3 separate regions of the Homo sapiens genome follow, and all the other regions are linked to region 2. Evidence: chromatin loops called from intact Hi-C (ENCODE). Cell type or tissue: HepG2. All regions are shown on one strand. Region 1 has its middle 23 kb from the start of GPRC5B. Region 2 holds the start of LOC124903660 (a long non-coding RNA gene). Region 3 has its middle 28 kb from the start of GP2.

Region 1 (8,000 bases), 72 kb before region 2:
AGGACATGGCTTCGTCCTTCTTTTGGGCCATGTAGTATTCCATGGTGTATCTGTACCACATTTTCTTTATCCAATCCGCCATTGACGGGCACCTAGGTTAATTCGATGTCTTTGCTACTGTGCATAGGAAACCTGCATGTTTTTCTGATAAATTTGATGAAGAGTGTACCATTGTGAGGAAGTATGATTAGACACAAGGGGCATGATCTAACGGTAGTAAACTGGGGGAAATTTAGCAAGGCCTGTTTGTTTAGATTCTTAGCATCTCTTTGTCTTTGGGGATAAGGATGTCAGCCTGGGCAACATGGCAAGACCCCATCTCTACCAAAAAAAAAAAAAAACCTTAGGTATTGTGCATGCCTCTGGTCTAAGCTATTACTAGGGAGGCTGAGGCAAGAGAATTGCTTGAGCCCAGGAGTTTGAGGCTGCAATGAGCTATGATCGCACCACTGCACTCCAGCTGGGCAATGGAGCAAGACCCTGTCTCAAAACCAAACAAAAGAAAGGATAAGATATTCCTTTCCTCTGGGTGGCCACCCCTCAAATGAAGGTTTTATGACCGGCTTCAGGGGAGCAGGGTGAAGGGAAGGTGAGAGTGGCCTTCCTGCTTCTGCTGTTTTCTCGAATACAAGGTGCCATATTTTGAGGTAGTATGTCCTGAACCCCATAAGTTCCCCTCCAGTGAGCAGGTTCAAGGAACGCTTGAACCTGGGAGACAAAGGTTATAGTGAACTGAAATCATGCCATTGCACTCCAGCCTGGGTGACAGGGTGAGATTCATCTCAAAAAAAAAAAAAAAAAAAGGGAACAATAAACACTGAGAAATACAAGAGTACAAGAGGGAGGAAGGAGAGAGGGAGGCAGCAAGGATTGAAAAACTACCTACTTGGTACAGTGTTCACTACGTGGGTGACGGGTTCAATCGTAATCACACCCCAAACCTCAGCATCACACAATATACCTTTGTAGCAAACCTGCGCTTGTATCCTCAAATCTAAAATACAAGTAGAAAAAATAAAAATAAAATAAGTTACAAACTGCTTAAACACACACACACACACACACTTCCCCGTTTCCTTGAGTTTTCATTCTAAACGTTCCCATGTCACATAAAACTTGTGTTAAATAAATGGCTATGCTCTTCTCTGATTCATCAGTCTTTTATTAAGGGTGCCTCTGCCATGAACCTAAGATGGGTGGGGAAATAAATCTTTCCTCCCCTGCAGGACCATGAGCCAAGGTGTGCGGCAGCCTCTAGAATCTGGAGAAGACAAGGAAAGAGATTCTCCCCTGGAGCTCCCAGAGGGAACCAGCCCTACCGACACACTGACTTTCAGTCCAGTATAACCTGTTGCATAATTTTGACCTCCAGAACTATACAATAATACATACGTATTGTTTTAAGTCCTGACGTTTTTGTTAATTTTTTAAAGTCCCAGCAAGAAACGAATACAAGTATCTCCTTAAAAGAGCCTAGACCAGCTGGGAGACCTTGACTTCACCACCCGGCAGGCCTGGCCTCCTCACTGCCATGCCTCTGATCCTCCGTTATGGGTCAAAATTGTCCACCAAACCCAAGGGAATCAGGAGAAAGAGAGGTGGGCTCAGTGAACCACACCCATTGGCTGAGAGTGGAGCGTGCCTGCTGATACCCACACAGTCCTTCGATGCCGGTGCAATAGTGTCCAGCACGGGGTGAAGCATTTATTTTTACAAAACATTTCAGAGAAAAATAGCATTAGAAAGAATCTCTGCTGACCGGGACTGCGTTTAACAAGATATGTAAATTTTTTTTTTTTTTTTTGAGACACAGTCTCGCTCTGTCACCCAGGCTGGAGTACAGGGGTGCAATCATAGTTCACTGCAGCCTCAACCTTCCGGGCTCAAGAGATCCTTCCACCTCAGCCTCCTGAGTAGCTGAGACTCCAGGCACCACCACACCTAGCTTATTAAACAAAAACAAGGGGACATCATGTTGCCCAAGCTGGTCTCGAACTCCTGGGCTCAAGTAATCCTCTTGCCTCAGCCTCCCAAAGTCCTGGGATTACATGCGTGAGCCATTGCACCTGGCCGTATGTGTATCATTCAACCACAAATACCTGCTTCATGCTTTCCAATGTGTTAAGTAGGCACCTGTATTAGTTTTGTGGGGCTGCCACAACCAACTACCACAAACCAGGTGGCTTAAAACAATGGAGATGTATTCTCTCACAGTTCTGGAGGCCGGAAGTCCACAATCAAGGTGTCTCCAGGGCTGTGCTCTCTTCGAAGGCTCTGGGTGAGAATCCCTCTTTGCCTCTTCCAGCTTCTGGGGGCCCCAGGTGTTCCTTGACTTGTGGCTGCGTGGGTCCTCTCTTCATCTTTTTTTTTTGAGACAGAGATTTGCTCTTTTTGCCCAGGCTGGAGTGCAATGGCGTGATCTTGGCTCATTGCAACCTCTGCCTCCCGGGTTCAAGTGATTCTCCTACCTCAGCCTCCCAAGTAGCTGGGATTACAGGCATCCGCCACTATGCCCAGATAATTTTTTGCATTTTTAGTAGAGATGGATTTTCACCATGTTGGCCAGGCTGGTCTCGAACTCCTGACCTCAGATGACCTACCCGCCTTGGCCTCCCAAAGTGCTAGTAAGGGAGGAGACCACCCCTCCTATTGTCTTATAACCAATTTCTGCCTCGAAGAAAAAGTAGGAGTTAAAAGACAGAAGTGAAATCAGTAGTCAGACAGCCCGGCGCTACATTCCAGGCCTGGTAGTTAAAGACTGACCCCGATCTAACTGGTTATGTTATCTATAGATTCCAGACATTGGATGGAAAAGCACTGTGAAAACCTCTGTCCTGTTCTGTTCCATTCTGATTACCAGTGCATGCAGCCCCCAGTCACATATCCACTGCTTGCTCAATGATCACGACCCTCTCACTCGGACCCCCTTAGAGTTGTAAGCCCTTAAAAGGGACAGGAATTGCTCATGTGGGAAGCTTGGTTTTTGGAGACATGAGTCTGCCGATGCTCCCAGCTGAATAAAGCCCTTTCCTTCCACAACTCCGTGTCTGAAGGGTTCTTGTCTGTGGCTCGTCCTGCTACACTAGGATTACAGGCGTGAGCTACCGTGCCCGGCCCTCTCTTCATCTTATATCAGTTACTAGACTTACAGCCTATCCTTACCCAATATGACTTCATCTTTTTTTTTTTTGGAGACAGGGTCTGGCTCGGTTTCCCAAGCTGGCATGCAGTGGCATGATTGCGACTCACTGTAGCCTCTACTTCGTGTGCTCAAGCAATCCTCCCAACTCAGTCTCCCCACCTCCCCCGTGCGCGCCACTTTTGAATCCTGCAACGGGTTTGCCTCTGAGCCCGTGGTGAGCTTCCCGCAGGGCCCTGGAAGTGGCCTGCAGTGAAGCACAGGGGCCACAGGGTGGCAGTGTTTCCTGCGGATGTGGCTCTCACCCAGTTCAGGGGCGCTCAAGGCGTAATTGGTTAATGCAGGTCTGTTTCTCTTTGTCCTTGAAAAGACAGCAACTTTGAGCTCCAAGGAGCAGTCTTCTTTGTGTTTTACGGCTTTTTGAGTCTCTACTTTCCGCCTCCCCGGGATGAGGAATGGTGTGGGAGGAGAGTAGGACTCTCCCGCGGGGGACTGCTGAGATGATCACAGTTTTAGGGTATGGGGTGTGATAAGGCACTTGAGACTCAGAGAGGGGAAGTAAGTAATCCAAAGTCACACAGCTGAGTGGTACCTGAACTGCATCTTCTGATCCTTGCATCAGTTCCTGTCCGCTATGCCACTTGGTCAGCCTTCACAGGCCGGGATGCAAATGGAGACATTGGGGTTGGGATTTTCACTCGCGTCCGTGTGAAGAGACGCGAGTGTGAGAACAAAGCTGTTTATTTCACCTGGGGGCAGGCGCGCTGAGTCCGAAAAGAGAGTCAGCAAAGGCAGACAGATGTGGGGCTGTTTTATAGGATTTGGGTAGGTAGTGGAAAATTACAGTCAAAGGGGGTTGTTCTCTGGCGGGCAGGGGTGGGGATCACAAGGTGCTCAGTGGGAGAGTTTTTGAGCCAGGATGAGCCTGGAGAAGAAATTTCACAAGGTAATGTCATCAGTTAAGGCAGGAACAGGCCATTTTCACTTCTTTTGTGATTCTTCAGTTACTTCGGGCCATCTGGGCCATCTGGATGTATGCGTGCTGGTCACAGGGGATATGATGGCTTAGCATGGGCTCAGAGGCCTGACAGGGATGGAGGATGGGGAAGGGAAAGATGCTGAATGAGCACTGGGTCAAGAGTCCAGAAATATAAGCTTCACTCCCAGCGCATGAGAAGTGGAATTGGGAAGGTGGTCAGTCCTTGCTGCTGGGATAGACCCTGGACTCGGTTTTCTTATCTGTAAAATGGAAATAAAAGGGCCAGGCACGGTGGCTCATGCCCGTAATCCCAGAACTTTGGGAGGCCACGGTGGGCAGATTGCCTGACTCAGGAGTTCAAGACTAGTGTGGCCAACATGGTGAAACCCTGTCTCTATCAAAAAGTAAAAAAAATTAGGCAGGTGTGGTGGCATGTGCCTGTAGTCTCAGCTATTTGGGAGGCTGAGACGTGAGGATGGATTGAGCCCAGGAGATGGAGGTTGCAGTGAGCTATGATCATACCACTGCACTCCAGCCTGGGTGACAGAGTGAGACCCTGTCTCCAAAAAAAATAAAAAAGAAGAAAAAAAAAAGATAAATGAGAGGGTAATAATACATGTGTGTAGATCCTAAATGTTGGCTAGTGTTGTAGGTAAGGCTTTTATTCTCACCTCTCAAGATCTGTGTTGGAGGAAAAAAATGACCTGAACTTTGGGAAATTAGGTACACTTGGTCTCAGAGCCCACTTCATAGCTGTATGATCTTAACCTCTCTGAACCTCAGTTTCTTCCTCTGTAAAATGGGTCTAATAATATCATGGATTAAATGAGATAATCCAGGTAAAGATCCAGCTCAGTTCTTGGCCTATGATGAATATTCACTATATGTTAATACTAGTTGGGATGGGGAGGGGAGGGTAGCTAAGGTCAGAATGGTGGGACGGTTGGGGCTCAGAAATATAGAAATGAGGGCAAACACTCACTTCTCAGGGTGGGCAAGGGAAGGCTGAGAATGTGGCTTTATTATTATTACTGTTATTTATTTATTTTTTTTGAGATGGAGCCTTGCTCTGTCACCCAGGCTGGAGTGGAGTGGTGTGATCTCAGCTCACTGCAACCTCTGCCTCCCGGGTTCAAGTGATTCTCCTGCCTCAGCCTCTCCAGTCGCTGGGATTACAGGCATGTGCCACCACGCCTGGCTAATTTTTTATATTTTTAGTAGAGATAGGGTTTCACCATGTTGGCCAGGCTGGTCTTGAACTCCTGACCTCAAGTGATCCACCCGCCTCAGCCTCCCAAAGTGCTGGGATTATGGGCGTGAGCCACCACGCCTGGCCTGGATTGATTATTTATTTAATTTAGAGACGGAGTCTCCCTGTGTTGGCTAGGGTGGTCTCGAACACCTTACCTCAAACAATCCTCTAAAAGTGCTGGGATTACAGGTGTGAGCCACCACTTCCGGCCAACTCTTGACTTTAAACTAGAAGTAAAGATAAAATAATAACCATAGCAGCTACTATTTCTTAAATACATACATTATTTCCATTATTTCTCACAATTGTCTAAGAGGTGAGAATCTTTATTATCCCCATTTTACAGCAGGGGTGACTGAGGCTCAGAAAGATCAGTCACTTGCCTAAGGTCACATAGCTGATAAGTGGCAGAACCTGAACTTGAACTTTTGGATGCCAAAGCCATCATTCAGTGCTGCTGCTGTGCCATAATGTTCTCTAGTTTTCCTGGGAATCAGTTTCCCTAATCAGCACTAATGAGGGCTCTAGAGATGATGAAATCTACAGGGACTTATTTCGTAATGCAGATTTCTTGTCCTCAACTCTCAGTGATAATCTCCAATTCTTCCAGTTCCCCTGCCTCCAGGGGAGAAGGGAGCCAGTCTTTTTTTTTTTTTTTTTTTTTTTGGAGACAGTGTCTCCCTCTGTGGCCCAGGCTGGAGTGCAGTGGTATGATCTTGGCTCACTGCAACCTCTGCTTCCTGGGTTCAAGGGATTCTCCCACCTCAGCCTCCTGAGTAGCAGGGATTACAGGCATGGGCCACCACAGGCTGGCTAATTTTTGTATTTTTACTAGAGACAGGGTTTCACCATATTTGTCAGGCTGGTCTTGAACTCCGACCTCAGGTGATCTGCCCGCCTCGGCCTCCCAAAGTGCTGGGATTACAGGTGTGAGCCGCCATGCCTAGACTTTGTTTTAAAACAGTTAATCTTTTAAAATTGTTTTTACTTTTTATGATGGTAATTTCCACAATCATATGTAGTATGTGTAGATTCAACATCGCCCAGATTTAGTAGATATCAATCTTTGCAATCTCATTTCATCTATCCCCACAGCCCAGATTCAAAATTTTTTCTTAAGAGGGATTTCTCAAAATTTAACTTAAATATTTTTTAAAGTCAAAATCGACCCCACTCCTCTCTTCACACTTAGTCTGTTTTTTTTTTTCTGAGAATATTCAAAGTAAAATTTTAGGCATTACATCATTTTATGTCCTGGAATTTTTTTTTCTTTTTTTCTTTTTGAGAGGGTCTTGCTCTGTCATCCGGGCTGGAGTACAGTGGCATGATCACAGCCCACTGCAGCCTTGAACTCCTGGGCCCAAGCAATCCTCCCACCTCAGCTTCTCGAGTAGCTGGGACTATGAGCACGTGCCACCACACCCAACTAATTTTGTTTTAATTTTTGTAGAGACAGGGTCTCACTGTGTTACCCAGGCTGGTCTCAAATTCCTAGGCTCAAGAGGTCCTCCTGACCTCCCAAAGTGCTAGTATTATAAGCATGAGCCACCATGCCCAGCCTATCGCAGGGATCTTTTAAAGTTGTTCTATGCACTCATACTGTGTTGGGAATACTTATACCAATAAAAAATGTGTTCCATTGCAAGTAAGAGAAGACTCAAATAATAGGAGCTTAAACAATCAAGGCATTTAGCTAATGGGAAGTTTGGAAGTAGAGGGTCAGAGGTTGGGGCAGTGACTCAGTGACTGCGAGGCACTGGGGTGCTATCTCTGTGAAGCCTTGGTTTTTACCTCATGTTTGTAAGATGGCTGCCAAAGCTCCAAGCTTCACATCACGACACAACAGTGTTCAAAAGAGAAAGGGTGGGAAAAGGGAGCAATAACAAACCTCTTCCCCAAGTGGTTCTTAACAGCATGAAGTCTGGGGGATGCCAGGCCTTATAGCAGGGGTTCTTAAACTTAAGTGTGTGTCAGAATCACCAGGGGAGCCTGACATTGGTGGCTGATGCCTGTAATCCCAGCACTTTGGGATGCCCCGGCCGGGGGGATTGCCTGAGCCCAGGAGTTTGAGACCAGCCTGGGCAACATATGGAGATCCTATCTCTACAAAAAAAAAACCCAAAATTAGCCAGCCATGGTGGTTCGAGCCTGTAGTCCCAGCTACTCAGGAGACTGAGGTGGGAGGATCACTTGAACCCAGGAGGTTGAGGCTGCAGTGAGCTGTGATTGCACCACTGCATTCCAGCCTGGGTGACAGAGCCAGACCTTGTATCCAAAAAAAAAAGAAAAAAAAAAAAACACCAAAAAAATGAATCCCTTTGAAAGCTTTATAAATCAGTGCTAAGTCCCACCCCCAGAGTCTCTGAATCAGCAGGTTGAGGTAGGACAGAGGGAGAATCTGCATTTCAGACACGTTCCCAGTGAGCCTGATGCCGATGTGTGGGTCCCTGCACCACGCTCTGAGAAACACTGGCTGATAGCAGTAGGTCTCAGCCCTGGTTGCACATTAAAATCATCTGGGGGAACTTTAGAAAAAAATCCTGATATCCCAGCCACACAAGGGCCCCAGAACATCAGAATTTCTGCAGTTAGGATCCAGGCATTAAAAAAACTAAACCTCTTCCCCCCCA
Region 2 (8,000 bases):
AGCCAAAATTGGTTATTTTTAAATTGTAAATAGTGTCTTATTGAATAGTTGTTTCTCATACAACTATTCAATAAGATACTATTTACAATCAAGCTATTTTTTTCCTAACAAATTCAACCAGCAATGTGTCTTGGAGTTTTTTCCATATCGACAGATACAGACTTATATAGACAGATATAAACTTACTTCATTATTTTTAATGGCTGCTAGATACTTTATGGGATTCATGGCCTGCAAATATAACTGTGTTTTGGTTTTCTTTTTTGGGGTCATTCTCCTGTTGATGGACACATTTGTGTTTCTTTTCTCCTTTATTTTAAACTAAATTTTCCCTTTAAATTGTAAGTAAAAAAATGTACATTTCTTAGTACTTAGGACTTACATTTTGAGGAAGGAGATTGCCATGCACACATTAACCCTGCATCCTTGTGCATGGATTCCGCATTATTTCCTGCAGGCTGTGTACCTTGCTCTCATTTATATGCAAGTCAGATCCTGCACTAGAATGAACAACCTGAGGATACAGACCATGCCCCAGTTATTTCTGTGTCCCCTCCCCTAGTATTGTGCCTGGTATGTCGTAGGGGCTCAGTGAATGTTTGAATGAATCAGTGATTGAATGGTGTATTAGTTATTGCTGGTTAATAAATTTCCACAAGACTCAGTGGCTTAGAAGAATACACATTTATTATTTTACAGTTTCTGTGGCTCAGGGATTCAGGCAGAGCTCATCTGCGCAGGCTGCAGTTAAGGTGTTAGCTGGGGATTTGGTCATCTCAAGGCTCTACTGGGGAAGGATTTGCTTTCCAACTCATGTGGTCATTGGCTGGATTTAGTTCCTTGTGGTTGTTGGAGTGAGGACCTCAGTTCCTCTTGTTTATTGCCACATGGGTCCTTGTCAGAATGTGCAAGTAATAGAGTCTGCTAGCAAGACAGGAATCACATTCTTTTGTAACCCAATGTGGAAACAGCATCCCATCACGTTGGTTGTGTTTTGTTGATTAAAAACAAGTCACAGGTCCCTTGCACACTCAAGAGGAGGGAGTTATACTGGGACTTGAATACCAGGGAGCAGGGATCACTGGGTGCCCTCTTAGAATTCTGTCTACCACAAAAGAATAATTTAAATAATAACATCAAAAAATAATACAGTTGACCCTTAAAGAACATGGGCTTGAACTGTGAAGATTCAAATATGCAGATTTTCTTCTGCTTCTGCTCCCCTAAGACAGCAAGACCAATCCCTCCTCTTCCTCCTCCTCAGTCTACTCAAGGTGAAGATGACAAGGATGAAGACCTTTAAGATGATCCACTTCTAGTTAATGAAGAGTAAATATATCTTCTTTTTCTTATGATTTTCTTAGAAACATTTTCTTTTCCCTAGCTTACTATATTGTAAGAATATGGTGTATAACACATATAACATACAAAATATGTGTTAATTGATTATGTTATTGGGCTTCCAGTGGACAGTAGGCTATTAGTAGTTAAGTTTTAGGGGAGTCAAAAGTTATATGTGAATTTTCAACTGTGTTGGGGGTTGACATTCCTGACCCCTATGTTGTTCAAGAGCCAAATGTATTTGTATATTTCTTACAGATTACAAAACACTTTAATGTTCATCACTGTACTTTAATGCTCACAGCTACCCCAGAAAGTAATTACCATAAGAAAACCAGGGCAAGATTATTATTCCTATCTTCATGTTGAGGAAATTGGGACTCAGAGAGTTCAAGTAATTTGCCCAGGATCACACAGCTAGCAAGAGGAAGAGCCAGGATTTCAACCTAGAAATTACTCTGTGAGTATAAGCAGTAAGATAGGCTATTCAGTCCTGGGGTTTGCCTTGATATAATCTCAAATACAAGGGGATACATGACGAGAGGGTTACAAGGAGGCATCATGGTGTGGTGGAAGAAGATGGGGACTTTTTTTTTTTGATGGAATCTCGCTCTGTCACTCAGGCTGGAGTGCAGTGGTGCGATCTTGGCTCACTGCAACCTCCTTCTCCTGGGTTCAAGCAATTCTCCCTGCCTCAGCCTCCCGAGTAGCTGGGATTACAGGTGCTCACCATCATGCCCGGCTAATTTTTGTATTTTTTAGTAGAGACGGGGTTTCGCCACGTTGGCCAGGCTGGTCTTGAACTCCCGACCTCAGGTGATCCACCTGCCTAGGCCTACCCAAAGTATTGGGGTTACAGGCATGAACCACCACACCTGGCTAAAGGTAGGGACTTTGAAGGCAAGACTCAAGTTTGAATCCTGGCCAGGTGACTTCTGGCTGTGTGAATTTGGGCACTGTTTTCTATTATCCTCTCTGAGCTTACACTTGTCCTCTGCAAATGGAGTTGTTGTGAGGATTAAGTGCCATAATTAATGTATGTAAAGTGCCGCTCAGTGTGCTTGGCACATAGCCTGCACCCATTGGGTGTTGCTGCTGTTTTTATGGGAGCTGGTTGGGCAGTGGTATTGTTTATAAACATGTATGATGTGCTTTTGAAAGCTCCTTCAAAACTCAATGATTAATTGTTAATGGACTGAGCCCGGGGCTTCTCTTTTTGAGGTATCGTTTACGTGGAAATTCTGTTTGTTGCTTTTGCCCATATAAACCCACTTGATTAAGAATTGATGAAAGGAAGTCATAATTCAAGTAAATAAAGGATGCTCCATGAGGGTAAGTTCTGACAGCCTTGAAATTAGTGCATGAGTATGGTTGCCATGATTAATCGGGACTGAATAATTGGCCTCAGGGAGAACCTGCCAAGCGAGGCAATGGATATCAAGGGAACTTACCCATTGGGCATGAGATCAGGCACCCAGAAGGCACACACTGGGTGGTGAGATTTTAGCCAGATGGTCACCTCTTTGCTCTATGGGTTTTCGACCGACTGAGAAATTAACAGACACAGGAGTCAGGGATCAAAATATCAGGCCTGTTGCTGGCTAATGTGGGTGGAAGGACATGGCTTGGACCTGTGGACCTAATGATCCTCCTTAATTCTCCTCTCCTGTTCTAGAACTTGAGAACTTCTTAAGGGGCGAGATAAGAGAAAGGGGAAAAGAAGACCTGAAAAACAAACAACAACAACAACAAAACAAAACAAAAACCAAAAGCAATCAAACAAAAAACAAAAAACACCCCAAAAAACCGCAGGGAGGGAAAGAAAGGGAGAAAAGGGAAGAGGGAGGTGGTAACACTTTAACTTTCCCCCCAAACGGTAGACCAGTGAAGCTCAGATTCTTGCCAATCTGCCAATCAGATGCATTGCTCCACCTCCCAGGGGAGGAAGAAAAAGCTTTTTCACCTATCAATGGCACTAGGCAGTATTTTATGAGCCAGCCTGGCTTCTGGGTGAGGGAGACTCTGGTTTCGCCTTTCGTTAGGGAATGATCATCATAATAATACCAAATATTTATGGAGTTTTTACTTGTGCCAACTCCTTTAAAGGAATTATCTAGTTTAGTTATCGAGAGTCAAATGTATTTGTATATTTCTGGTTATCACAGCAACCCTTTGGGAGGGAGAATAAAATTAGCTGCAGTTTACAAATGAGCATGGTGGTACCATGTCACCTTTTCGACAATCCAAGGCCACACAGCTAGTAAATGTCATGCTGACATTCAAATTCAAGTCTATCTGCTCTCAAATTCTGTGTTTTTTATATACTAGTTTTCTCTAAAGGTGGTCCATGGACTTCCTGATCAAGAATCATCTGGGATGTGTTTTAAAAAATGCAGATTTCCAGCATGGCTGACTCTCACACCCAAATGCTGACAGGAGGTCTCAGGAGGGGCACAGCGATGTGTACTTTAAATAAGGACCCTGGCTGTGTGAATCAAACACACACCAAAGTTCGTGAGTGATTGCACTGGAAGGATAGGTGTCCAAATCAGCTTTTACTAATATATCTATGGGACAAGTAAACGGACATTTATTTGCAAACAGAATTTTTATTTACTGATTTTTGCTAATGTATTGAATCTGACAAGTTTTTTGGGAGCCAGGCAAGCCAGGCCTCAGGTAAGCTGGGTCTCAGGTATCTGAACTCCTGCAAAGATCTGGATGTCACCTCTGGTACAACTTTTCTCACAATTTTCAATCTAGAGACTTTGACTTTTTGCCCAGTGATGACTCCTACACCAAGAGAAGCCAAGACCAGGGGAAACTGCCTTCTGAAAAAGCTGATCCTCCTTTTTGCTTTTCAGGACATGGTCATTTACATAGATTAGCATGACCACTTACATACATTTGCATATATCTGCATAGATTTGCATGCATAGGGTATGTGCATGGCTTTCTCTTATCCATTTGGCTCCATTCTTGAGTAAGCTCTGTATATTGCAACTTCCCATCCTCTCATCCTCTGATTGGACCTTCTTGAACTTTGATTTCAAAGTTTTATTTTATTTTAAATTTTCCACATGGTGGGCAGTTGGCTTTGGGAACCTGACCTGGTTGCTCGGACAGGTGGAGTTTCCTTTACTGGCCGGTGGGAGGCAGTGAAGAGTAGTAGCTAACAGCACAGACTGCAGTTAGATCTGGTTTATGCACTTACTAGCTGTTTAACATTGAATAAGTCACTTAACGGCCCCAGGGCTTTGTTTCCTCAACTCTTAATGGGAATAATAGTACCTACCTAATAGTGTTGTTTGAGAATTAAGTGTCTATAAAGCAGTTAGCATACTGCCTGGCATGGCCCCGAAAATGGTACAATTAATATGGTAATTTTCTTGTGAGGATGATGTTGATGATGATGAAGATAATGATGCAGTACTCATCATAATGCCTTCTAAATTGTGACTCTCTTAATCCCAGAAGATAAGCACTCAGTGGAAGACAGAAAGGATTCAGTGATAGCGTGGTTTTAAAAAATATGTCCACAAATTCTTTGATATTCTCCCCTTCAAGAAATGTAACTTAAGGATGCTCTTTTTGAGTGTGAGTTGGACTTAGTGCTTAACTACTTCTCTTCCTCCTCCTCCTTCTTTCTTTTTAGAAATAGTCTGAAAAACATTTTATTTTTAAAATTTTTAAAAATGCATTTACTTGTCTATTTTTAAATTGATAGAGAACACTGTATGTTTTAATCATGTATGAAATGATGTTTTGAAGTACATCTACATTGTGAAATGGTTCAGTCCAGCTAATTAACAAATGCAATACTCACATAGCATTTTTACAGTAAGAGCACATAAAAACCACCCTTTACATTTTTCAAGAATACAATATGTCATCATTAACTATAGTCACCTTGCCTTATAATAGATCTCTTGAAATTTATTCCTTGGAGCCTGACTTCTAATGAATAACGTATGGCAGAGGTGATAGGGTTTCATTTCCAAGATTAGGTTATAAAAAGGCTCAGCTTCTGCCTTGGGTGCATACATTTCCTCTTTCCTGATTCACTCTCTTTATGAGCAGCCCTAATAGAGAGACCCACATGGTGAGGGATTGAAGCCTCCTGCCAACAGCCATGTAATTGAACTTGGAAGCAGATCCTCCAGCTCTTTTAGAAGCAGCTGCAACTCATGGCGATCTCATGAGAGAACTTCAACCAGAACCATGAACCTAAGCCTCTTCACGTTCCTGACCCTCTGAAACAATGAAATAATAAATGTTTGCTGATTAAAGTTTTAGGATAATTTTTGCTAAGGTTGGGGGCAATTGGTTATACAGCAATATATAACTAGAACAGTTGGGGAGAGGGTATTCCAATTGTGGATACCCAGTTCTGGGGACTGAGGTGTTATACCTCTTGGTCTGAAGGCAGAATGCTCAAGGTGGTGCCAGGAGAGGTCTGTGCAGAAGTGCATTGAGGAGTAACTGGAATAATGGTGAATGTTAACTTGTTGTTGACCGCCATCCACATAATTGATTCCTTTACTTGCATGACACACTCACATATACGTTTCTAGATTTCAGATAACTTAAACAATTCATGAATACATAAAACATGAGTAGGGGAGAAGCTATTTCTTTTCTTACTCATTGCTAGGTTCATGGCTGAGGCCCCTATAAGAAGAGCCAGATTAACAAGAGAAAAGCATGCAAGTTTATTTAATATAAGTTTTTCATTACATAGGAACCTTCAGAAATGAAGACCCAAAGAAACAGGGAAACCTATGTATTTTTATGCATAGGTTTGATGGAGTGGACAATGATGCAGAAGTATGATTGGGCAAAAGTGGTATGATCTAATGGTAATAAACTGGGGGGAACTTAGCAAGGCCTGTTTGTTCAGATTATTCACTGTATCCCTGTGTCATCAGAGATAAAGACATTCCTTTTTTTCTGGGTATTGGGAGGGCACTTCTGGAATGAGGGTCTTATGACCTGCTTCAAGGGAGTGTCAGAGAATTCTTTTCCGGCCTAATTCAGGGGAGAAGGGTGAGGGGAAAGTGAGAGTGACCTTCCTGCTTCTGCTGTTTTCTCAAATGCCAAGGTGTTATATCTTGGGGTAGCCTGTCTTGAACCTTATCACATGACTATAGTTTGCAACAGCTATTAAGGTACATTAGTACTATTAGTATTCAATAGAGGTTTAAGCATAGTTGAGCTAGGTGAGGGTTACATCCCAATTTTAGTTGGAAGCCCTCTCCATTATCTTCCATTCATAAAGCCTAGAGGATGTTATCCATTTATTTACAAATATTTGTTGCATACCTACTGTATTCGTCCATTTTCACACTGCTGATAAAAACATACCTGAGACTGGGCAATTTACAAAAGAAAGAGGTTTTATGGACTTAGAGTTGTACCTGGCTGAGGAGGCCTTACAATCATGGTGGAAGGTGAAAGGCACTGCGTCACATGTGGAGACAAGAGAAGAGAGCTTGTGCAGGGAAACTCCCCTTTTTTATACCATCAGATCTCATGAGGCTTAGTCACCATCATGAGAACAGCATGAAAAAGACCTGTCCCCCTGATTTAATTACCTCCCACTGGGTCCCTCCCACAGCATGTGGGAGTTCAAGATAAGATTTGGGTGGGGACACAGCCAAACCATATCATCCTGCTTCTGCTGCATTCTCAAATGCCAAGGTATTATATTTTGGGGTAGCATGTCTTGAACCTCATCACATGACTATAGTTTGCAACAGCTATGAAGGTACATTAGTACTATTAGTATTCTATAGAGGCTGAAGCACAGTTGAGCTATGCAAGGGTTACATCCCAATTTTAGTTGGACACCCACTCCCTTCTCTCCCATTTATAAAGCATAGATGATGTTATCCATTTATTTACAAATATTTGTTGCATACCTACTATGAGCTATTTACTCTGGTAGGCCCTGGGGAGTCTATGGTAAATAAGACAGTGTCTGTGATCACAGAGAATATAGTCTAGTGAAAAAAAACTGCAGGCAGCAGGTAATTAAACAAACAAAAATAATAGTGTTTTGAAAATTATGATAGATGCACTTATTAGAATGTTTTTTAGCTATAATGGCAGAAAATCTTGATTAAAACTTGCTTAGGAATAAACTATTTAATCACACAGATATAGCAGTTCACATGGAGGGTAGGCTCTAAGCAAGAAATGGTCAGCAACTTGGTGATGTCAAGAGGACCCAGATTCTTTCCATCTCTCTGCTTTGTCCTCCTGGAGCTGGCCTCATCCTGGTTCTCCTTGTAGATAAAAAATGGCTCTCAGAAGCAACTGAGGCTCCACCGCTTCAGCATTCACTTCTAGCTGGAGAGAGGCTAAAATCTCCCTACTTTGCCCAGGCTATGTCTCTTCCCTTCAATCTGATTGGCCAGTTTAGATCATGTGAGCTATCCTGAACCAATAACAGTTGCCAGGAGCATGCCTAATTCTGATGGGTTAAGACTAATTAGGACTCGCTAGAGCTAGGAACGGGTTACCATTGCCCTAAAACAGGTGGCAGATGTGAATGCCTAATAGCATCAGACTCAGGGAGGGAGGGATAAAAGGGAGGGTTTTGAATTCTGGGTAGGCAGCCAGATGTATCTTTTTATAATACGGGGAGAGTGGGGAGG
Region 3 (8,000 bases), 320 kb after region 2:
GCAAATTTTAGCTTGCATGGGAATCATCTGGAAAGCTTCTGAAAAATGGAGATTGCTGGACCCCATCCCAGAGTTTCTGATTCAGTAGGTCTGCATGAGGCTTGCAAATTTGCATGTCTACCGAGTTCCCAGGTAATGCTGATGCTGCTGTTCTGGGGACCACAATTTAAGAACACTTGTATCGGCTGGGCACGGTGGCTCACGCCTGTAATCCCAGCACTTTGGGAGGCCAAGGCACGTGGATCATGAGGTCAGGAGATCGAGACCATCCTGGCTAACACAGTGAAATCCTGTCTCTACTAAAAATACAAAAAATTAGCCGGTCATGGTGGTGGGCGCCTGTAGTCCCAGCTACTCGGGAGGCTGAGGCAGGAGAATGGCGTGAACCCGGGAGGCGGAGCTTGCAGTGAGCGGAGATTGCGCCACTGCACTCCAGCATGGGCGATAGAGTGAGACTCCATCTCAAAAAAAAAAAAGAACACTTGCATTACAGGAATGTCTCCAGGACAGCATTTCCTTAACCATGTCCATTTGGTTAGACACACTAGCTTTCTTGCCGTCCCAATGAAAGGTATGGAGTCCCTAGCTTCAAGTCCTGGCTGTGCCACTAATTCCATTAGTGAACATAACAGCTATGGATTGAGTTGGCTGCATATAAGCGGAAAACCCAAATAACAATGACTTATTCAAGAGATTTATTTTTGTTTCACGTGAGATAAAATGCAGAGGTAGGTGATCCAGGGTAATTGTGGTAGGTCCAAGATGTCAGCAATATTCCAGATTTTTAACTTTCTGGTCTACTGCCTTTAATTTGTGGCTTTCATCATCAAGACTGCCTCATAGGCATAGAATGGACAACTCTGACCTTTGTGCTTGAATTCTAGAAAAAGAAAGGGGGAAAAAGCAAAGGTTTAGACCAAGCTTGTCTAACCCATGGGCTGCATGCAGCCTGACAGCTTTGAATGTGGCCCATCACAAATTCATAAACTTTCTTAAAACATTATGAGATTTTTTTAGGATTGTTTTCTCTTAGCTCATTAGTTATTGTTAGTGTTAATGTATTTTACGTGTGGCCCAAGACAATTCTTCTTCCACTGTGGCCCAGGGAAGCCAAAAGATTGGACACTCTGGTTTAGACCTTCTTTTAAGGGGATTTTTCTGGAAGCCACACTTATATCTCCACTCTTACTTACATGTCATTAGCCAGAACTTAGTCCATGACCACCTTTCTCTCACAGGGAGGCTGGGAAATGTAGTTTTTCTAATTGAGCATATGACCACCACCAACAAAATTTGGGTTCTGATTATAAGTATCTATTCTTTACTACTAGTTAGAATGAAGAAGAGAATGGCTGTTGCTAATTCTAACTACTAGTAACAAGTAGTTCCTACCACAATGACCCTGGGCAAGTGTCTTCCACTTTTGGGCTCTATCTCTCCCAATGTAAAATAAAGTTGGTCTTAATGATCAAAGAGATCCTATCCAACTATAAGGCAGTTCGATTCCATGGTTCTGTCCCTAAATATGTTTATCAGTGATGCTCAGTGGAAAGGAAAACAACCTGGGTATTGTCCTCATGCAGTACCCCTAGTGTGCTCAGCCTGATGAGATGTCAGAACATATCCTGTACTTGTCTGTCTATTCATCCATCTACCTGTTAAAAATACATTTTTTTTGAGATGGAGTTTCACTTTTGTTGCCCAAGCTGGAGGGCAATGGCATGATCTCGGCTCACTGCAACTTCTGCCTCCTGGGTTCAAGCGATTCTCTTGTCTCAGCTTGTGGGTAGCTGGGATTACAGGCGCCCACTACCACGCCTGGCTATTTTTTTTTTGTATTTTTAGTAGAGACAGGGTTTCACCATGTTGGCCAGGCTGGTCTCAAACTCCTGACTTCAGGTGATCCACCTGCCTCCACCTCCCAAAGTGCTGGGAATATAGGCATGAGCCACCGCACCAGGCCCCTGTTAAAAATATTTCTGAGTACTACTACCTGATAAGTACTAAGGATACAGCTGTGAGTTTAAGCAGACATTGTCCCTGCTCTCCCTGTCCTCTTAGCAGTTTAGTAGGTAAGACAGATATAAACAAATAATGATGCAAATGTTCAACAAAGTGCTATAATGAATGTTGATGTACTACACAAGCGTTATAAAGAAAATGTATGTTGGGGGGTGTAATTTAGGTGGGGTGGAAAAGAAGATTTTCCCAAGAATTTATTTTGAAGCTGACACCTGAAGGAGGGGTCAGACATGCAAAGAGTCAGAGAAAGTGCACTCTAGGCAGAGAGAACAGCAAGTTCAGACACAGGCCCTGAGGCAGGAAAGAGCTGGGCTCATTCTAGGAAATGAAGGATGGCCAGGGTGTCCAGACATCATCAGTGAGGGGGAGGCTGATATGTAATGAGGCTGGAGTAGTCAGTGGATACCACAGCTTGCAGGGCCATGTAAGCTCTGGGAGGGAAATTTGATTTTATTCTAAGGGTAGTGGGAAGGCATTGGCGTGTTTCAGGCAGAGGTGGGGGCAAGGGTGACATGATGAGATGTGCATCTTCACAAAGATTTCTCTAGATGCTGAATAGGACCTGAACAGGTTTGGATGGGGGTGGTAGTGAGCAGTGGTCACATTGAGAGTTGTATGGGTTTCACCCATCCATTCACTCATCCATCAACCTATTCATCCACCCATCCATCTTTTCATCCATTTATCTTTTCACCCATCCACCCATCCATCCATCCACCCACTCATCCATCCATTGAACCATCCACCTATCCATCCATCCATCCATCCATCTGTCCGTCCATCTGTCCATCCATCCGTCCATCCATCCATCCATCCATCCATCCATCCATCCATCCATCCGTCTGTCCGTCCATCTGTCCATCTGTCCATCCATCCATCCATCCATCTATTCATCCGTCAATCTACCCATTCATTCATTCAACCATTCACCTATCCATCTATCCATCTACCCATTCATCCTTTCATCCATCCATCCAACCATCATCCACCTACCCATTCAACAAACATTCATAAAGCATCTTTAACTGCCAGCTTCTCCACTACATGTGTTGGGTGAATAAGATGGTTCATTTTCTCAAGGAGTTTACCAGTTAGAAAGGTAGAGAGACACACATAAACAAACCATCATGGTTGAGTGCAGGTCCTAACAGCAGTAAGCTCTAAGAAGGGTGGGAAGAGATTCTTAGCAGTGGTGAACTGTTTGCCTAGTGCCAATGGCAGGTGAAAAGCCACCATGTGATTCACCGCTCTGGCTGCCAAGAGTGAGGACTTTTCTGGGTCACAGGGAAATAAACACATTTTAGGGCAACAGCAAGACAAGGGGAAGTAACAGCCTTGGAATTTAGCTTGGGGTTAAACAAAAAAATCTTGGGAGATGCTAGGATGTAGACACATCCAGAATGGATGGAATTATCCCATGAATCTATTCTATGGTGTCCTCAGCATGAGTTTGAAGATTCCTTGTTGGCATCTCATTGATTTATTGGCTGGATTCTGGCAGCTGTTGGTGAGAGCAAGATTGACTGCTCCAGGCATGAAACAAACCATAGAGGAACAAGTTCAAACTCTTTTCAGCTGTATGCAAACAACTTAACCTCTCTGAGCCTTAGCTGCTTCAACTCTAAAATGGTAAATAGCATTGAGCTTGAGAAACCCTGGAATAAGATGGCTGAAGCCTAAGTTCAGTAACTGGTTCATTGTTAGTGGACCTGAGAAACTGACAGGATAGATGCAGCTAGGGTTGAAAAGGCACATAATATAATGGTTAACGGTGTGGACAGTGGAACCTTGCCTCCTAGATTCAAATCTTCCAATTTTCTCTTCTTTCTGTTCCACTTGCATCTGTAAACCATGTGCCCAGTCATGGCCCCACAGCTGGGCAACGCCATTATGTACTCCTTTGACCACGGCTCCAAGACCTTCAGAGCATCTTGTGAGGCTCTTCTCTCCAGCAGATGAAGGGTTATTATCCTCCCTTAGATTTGGTAACTGAGGCCCAAAGGAATCAAGAACTTTGGCCAAGCACGAGTCCCCATTTTACAAAGGGAGAAACAGCCTCAGAGAGTTTCAGTAATGAATGCAAGTCCACAATGCTAGTAAGTGAATGAGCTGGGATTTGAACCCAGACCTATCTAGCTCCAGAATCCTTCTTTCATGGAGTTCAAGTCTACCAGAAGGAGGGGAGGAATTGAAACAGATGATAGATAAGTAGATGAGTAAGTAAGTCTAACGATTATAAAAATAATTATAAGATCTGCGAAGAAAGTAAACTGGCTGGTGTGATAGAGAGGAAATGGGAGAAGAGCAATCTTTTTCAATCGGGAGATCAGGGAAAGACTCCCAGAAGGGAGGTAATAAACCCTAAAACCATTCTTGGTAATGCATGTAGTGCATGCAGTATGATATTTGGCACCTAGAAAGTTCCAATAATTGGTAGTCATTATTAAGGAAAGTGAAATGCTTTCTCAAAGATAATTGTAAAATCAAAGGGATAGTGTGTGTTTTGTCCTACTTCCAACATCTAGAGCCTTTCTCTCATGGAATAGGAGGGAGGAGAAAACTGAGGGCAGTGATAGGCTTGGCAAACAGGGGCCTTGGCCGGCTCAAAGCTTCAGCACCTGGGGCCAGCTGCCTCATTCAGTGCTTGGCAACGCCCCCGCAGAGTGGAGAATGCCAAGAGGGTAAGTGTCATCTCCGCTCTCCACGCAGTAGCTGTGTGACCTTGGGCAAGTCACATCTCCTGTCTGGGCATCTGTTTGTTCATCTGTAAAATGAAGGTTTCGGTCTAGATGGGTTTTTCAGATCCCTTCCAGCTCTAATTCTGTGTCATCTGAACTCTGACCAACGCCTCCCTCCTTCCGCGGACGTGTTCCCACAGTGCCCTCTATTGGCTGTTTAGTAGAGAGCAGGTACCACACATGCAGCTCCGGGGACCGGGAGAAATGGGAACTGCCAGCTGCCCTTCTTCTGTGAGGGATTTAGAACCCTTGGGGCACATCAGGATCCGCACACAGGATAAGAGTTAGGCAGTCTGACTTCCTAGAGTCACAGAATTTTGGAAAGGGAGACTTAAAGACTATTTATTGCAACAACAGCAGTATTAGCTAACATTTGTTTAGGGCTAACCATTTACTGAACATGGGCTTGATACTGTGCATAAAGTCATGAGTATAACAGGCACAGGGCCGTCCTGAGGGTAGTAACGTGTACACGGAGACCCAAAGAGTGAGGACTTGCCCATGTGAAGATCAGCTGGAAAGACTGTAACAGCCAAGAGAATAGCATGTGCAAAGGTCCTGGAGGAGAAAAAGACAAGGGTGTGTTTGGAACCAAAGGAAGTAGAGTCAATTGTTACTAGATACTGGAGGCTAAAGAATCTTGGAATGTGAAAACCATGATGACTGGTGGAGTTACAATCACTTTGTAAAACTGCTTAGCAGTATTTACCAAAGCTGAATATATACACTTCAGGAAGATGAGCTTATGCGCTCACCAAAAAGGCATAAATAAGAAAGCAGCATGCTTACCAGTAGCTGAAAGCTGGAAATAGCCCACATGTCCATCAACAGTAGAATGGATCAATAAATTAGGCTTTATTCTTCCAATAGAATCATGTCAGCAATCAGAATGAGATCCAAGTATAATTAAACTCAACAATATGGATCAGGTTCACAAAGAGAATGTTGCACATGTTAGTAAGAAACTGAGTTCAAATGATATATATTCCTTTTATATAAAGTTCAAAACCACCGTATGGTGCTAGAAGTCAGGATAGCGGTTGCCTTTGGGAGATGTAGGAACTGGAGGGGCAAGAGGGGGCTTCTGGGAGCAGCCACTGTTGTATTTCATGAACGGGGTGATGGTTACACAGGAGCGTTCATTTTGTTAAAATTCATCAAGCTGTACTTGTGATGTATGTGCATGATCTGTATATTATATGCCAATAAAATATAGTAAAAGCATTATGTGGTTACCAGGTCACATCCACTTGTTCATCACAGTCTCATTTACTGTCACCACCAGTAGGAGCAACACAGACAGGAATATTTTGAGACCAAGATTCTAAGTGCTACTTTTCCGCCTGAGGAGCTCCAAGTAGAGGGTAACTCTTGACAAGATAGGCCAGTTCCTCGGAGTCCTTGAAGAGTGGAGAATGACTGGACAAGGAGCTGGCTCACTGGGCTCTTTAGAAAGAGCCAGAAAGAATCAAGGAAGGGAAAGTTTTCACTCCCAAGGCATCTCAGAGTCTGAATCAGCTTCCTGCTTAGCATTTCAGTACCAGAGAGGCACTCTCCCAGGTTCTGAATTTGCTGGAGGGTTCTGAGGCCAAGTTTAGCAGTGGGGATTTGTCTTGAGACTGCCTCAGGCTGGGTAAAAGAGGGCGGTTTTAGGGCCAGAAGGTTTGACATCCATACCTTGTCAACAGCGAAGTCACAGGTCGTCAAGTATAACAGAGGAGGTATCATTATCTTAATTTACAGATGACCTGAGGGAAGTTAAGTGCAGTTCTTGAACTGCTCACATCAGCAGAAGTCAGGCTGAAATATGAATTTCTTGATTCCTGGTTCAGTGCACTCTGAGTGTCAGTTTCCTCGTGGACACAAAGAGGGAGTTGAATTAGATCATCTGTAAAGCTCCTCTGTGTGTCCCAGGTCCAGTGACTCTTCTGAGTTCTTGCTGAAGATAAAAGGACCTTAACAATTTCTCAGGAAGAATGGATGCAGTATCATTTACCCTTGCCTGCGTTAACTAGCAGCTGTCAGCACATGCATACACAAAGATGTGCACATATGGGCACATATGTACACACAGGCACATGTGCACACTCATGCACACATGCATACACACATACACACTATGCACGTTTGTATGCTGTCATGCACAGGCACACATATGTACACAAACATCTTGCCACAGTTCTGAGGTAGTTTTTTTTATTGTTGTTTTTCTTTTTTCTTTCTTTTTTTTTTTTCTGAGGCAGAGTCTTACTCTGTCGCCCAGGGTGGAATGCAGTGGCGCGATCTCAGCTCACTGCAACCTCCACCTCCTGGGTTCAAGCAATTCTCCTGCCTCAGCCTCTCTATACTAGCCGAGATTACAGGTGCCTGCCACCTTGCCTGGCTAATTTTTGTATTTTAGTACAGACGGGGTTTTACCATATTGGCCAGGCTGGTCTCGAGCTCCTGACCTCAAGCTGTCCACCCTCCTTGGCCTCCCAAAGTGCTGGGATTACAGATGTGAGCCACCGCACCCAGCCTGAGGTAGATTTTATATTTGTCATTGCCCAGCATCAAGCGTCAGGCAGGGAGGCAGAAAGAGCACCTGTATTACATTTAAGCGAATCCAAGTTTGAATCTTGCATTCTGTCACTTCCTAACTGTGCAACCTAGAGCAAGTTCCCTAATGTTTGTCTCTTCCTTCCTTATCTGTGATTTGAAGTGCTGACTCATCTGTAGGCACTAAATAAATGGCAGGCAGGTGTTATCTGTATGGTGTCAAGGAGTTCCTTAAACCTCTCTGAGCATGTTTCTTCCTCTGTAAAATGGAATAACAGCCCCAATATCAAAGGGAGAGGCTGAAGCAAAGTATATGACGTAAAGAGTTTATTTGAGCCAGGATAAGGAAGATTCAGACATCAGTCACCTTGGATATGAGCTCCACTTGGCCTTTATTACAGGCAGATTTTTAAAGGCAAAAAAGGAGGGGGACAAGGATTGGACTGATACAAAGTTCTGCCGCGGATTCTCATTGATTTACAGAAATAACATTGATTAGTGATTGGCTACCCATTGTTAAGCCTTAGAGTGTGGGATGTTGTGTCCAGTGAGGTGTTATTAGGTTAATTCATAGCTACTTGTGGCAATAGCAGGCAGTTTTGACAGATGAATACATAGCTCTAAAGAGGGAGAATAAGATGTGATTGCCGTTTGAATGCTTCTCTGGGCCTAATAATTTGAAAGAGCCCACATTCCTCGATA

What was found. Hi-C counts contacts between places; a loop is a spot of excess contacts. Peaks named below come from ENCODE experiments on the same cell type or tissue, not always from the same donor. Only the 100,000 strongest peaks of a DNase experiment are listed, where the experiment ranks them.
Region 1: it touches region 2 in a loop (11-fold over the local background); 4 of 110 quality-filtered maps call a loop at or near these places.
Region 3: it touches region 2 in a loop (25-fold over the local background); 8 of 110 quality-filtered maps call a loop at or near these places.

Annotation. Positions count from the first base shown.
Region 1 is chr16:19,904,217-19,912,216 of GRCh38, forward strand. No RefSeq gene overlaps it. Among named protein-coding and RNA genes, the nearest start is that of GPRC5B, 23 kb to the left of the region's middle. In HepG2, a CTCF peak has its summit at 3,418 (motif pointing right); a DNase peak (open chromatin) is centred at 3,435; H3K27me3 peaks cover 2,140 bases.
Region 2 is chr16:19,976,571-19,984,570 of GRCh38, forward strand. LOC105371117 (a long non-coding RNA gene) reads left to right here. Exons shown (of 4, transcript XR_950895.2): 2 at 1,265-1,329; 3 at 1,600-1,801. It overlaps LOC124903660 (a long non-coding RNA gene), which reads left to right and starts at 4,811. Exons shown (of 2, transcript XR_007065018.1): 1 at 4,811-4,938; 2 at 5,422-5,630. In HepG2, a CTCF peak has its summit at 4,504 (motif pointing right); a DNase peak (open chromatin) is centred at 4,491; H3K27me3 peaks cover 1,072 bases.
Region 3 is chr16:20,295,745-20,303,744 of GRCh38, forward strand. No RefSeq gene overlaps it. Among named protein-coding and RNA genes, the nearest start is that of GP2, 28 kb to the right of the region's middle. In HepG2, a CTCF peak has its summit at 4,898 (motif pointing left); a DNase peak (open chromatin) is centred at 4,897.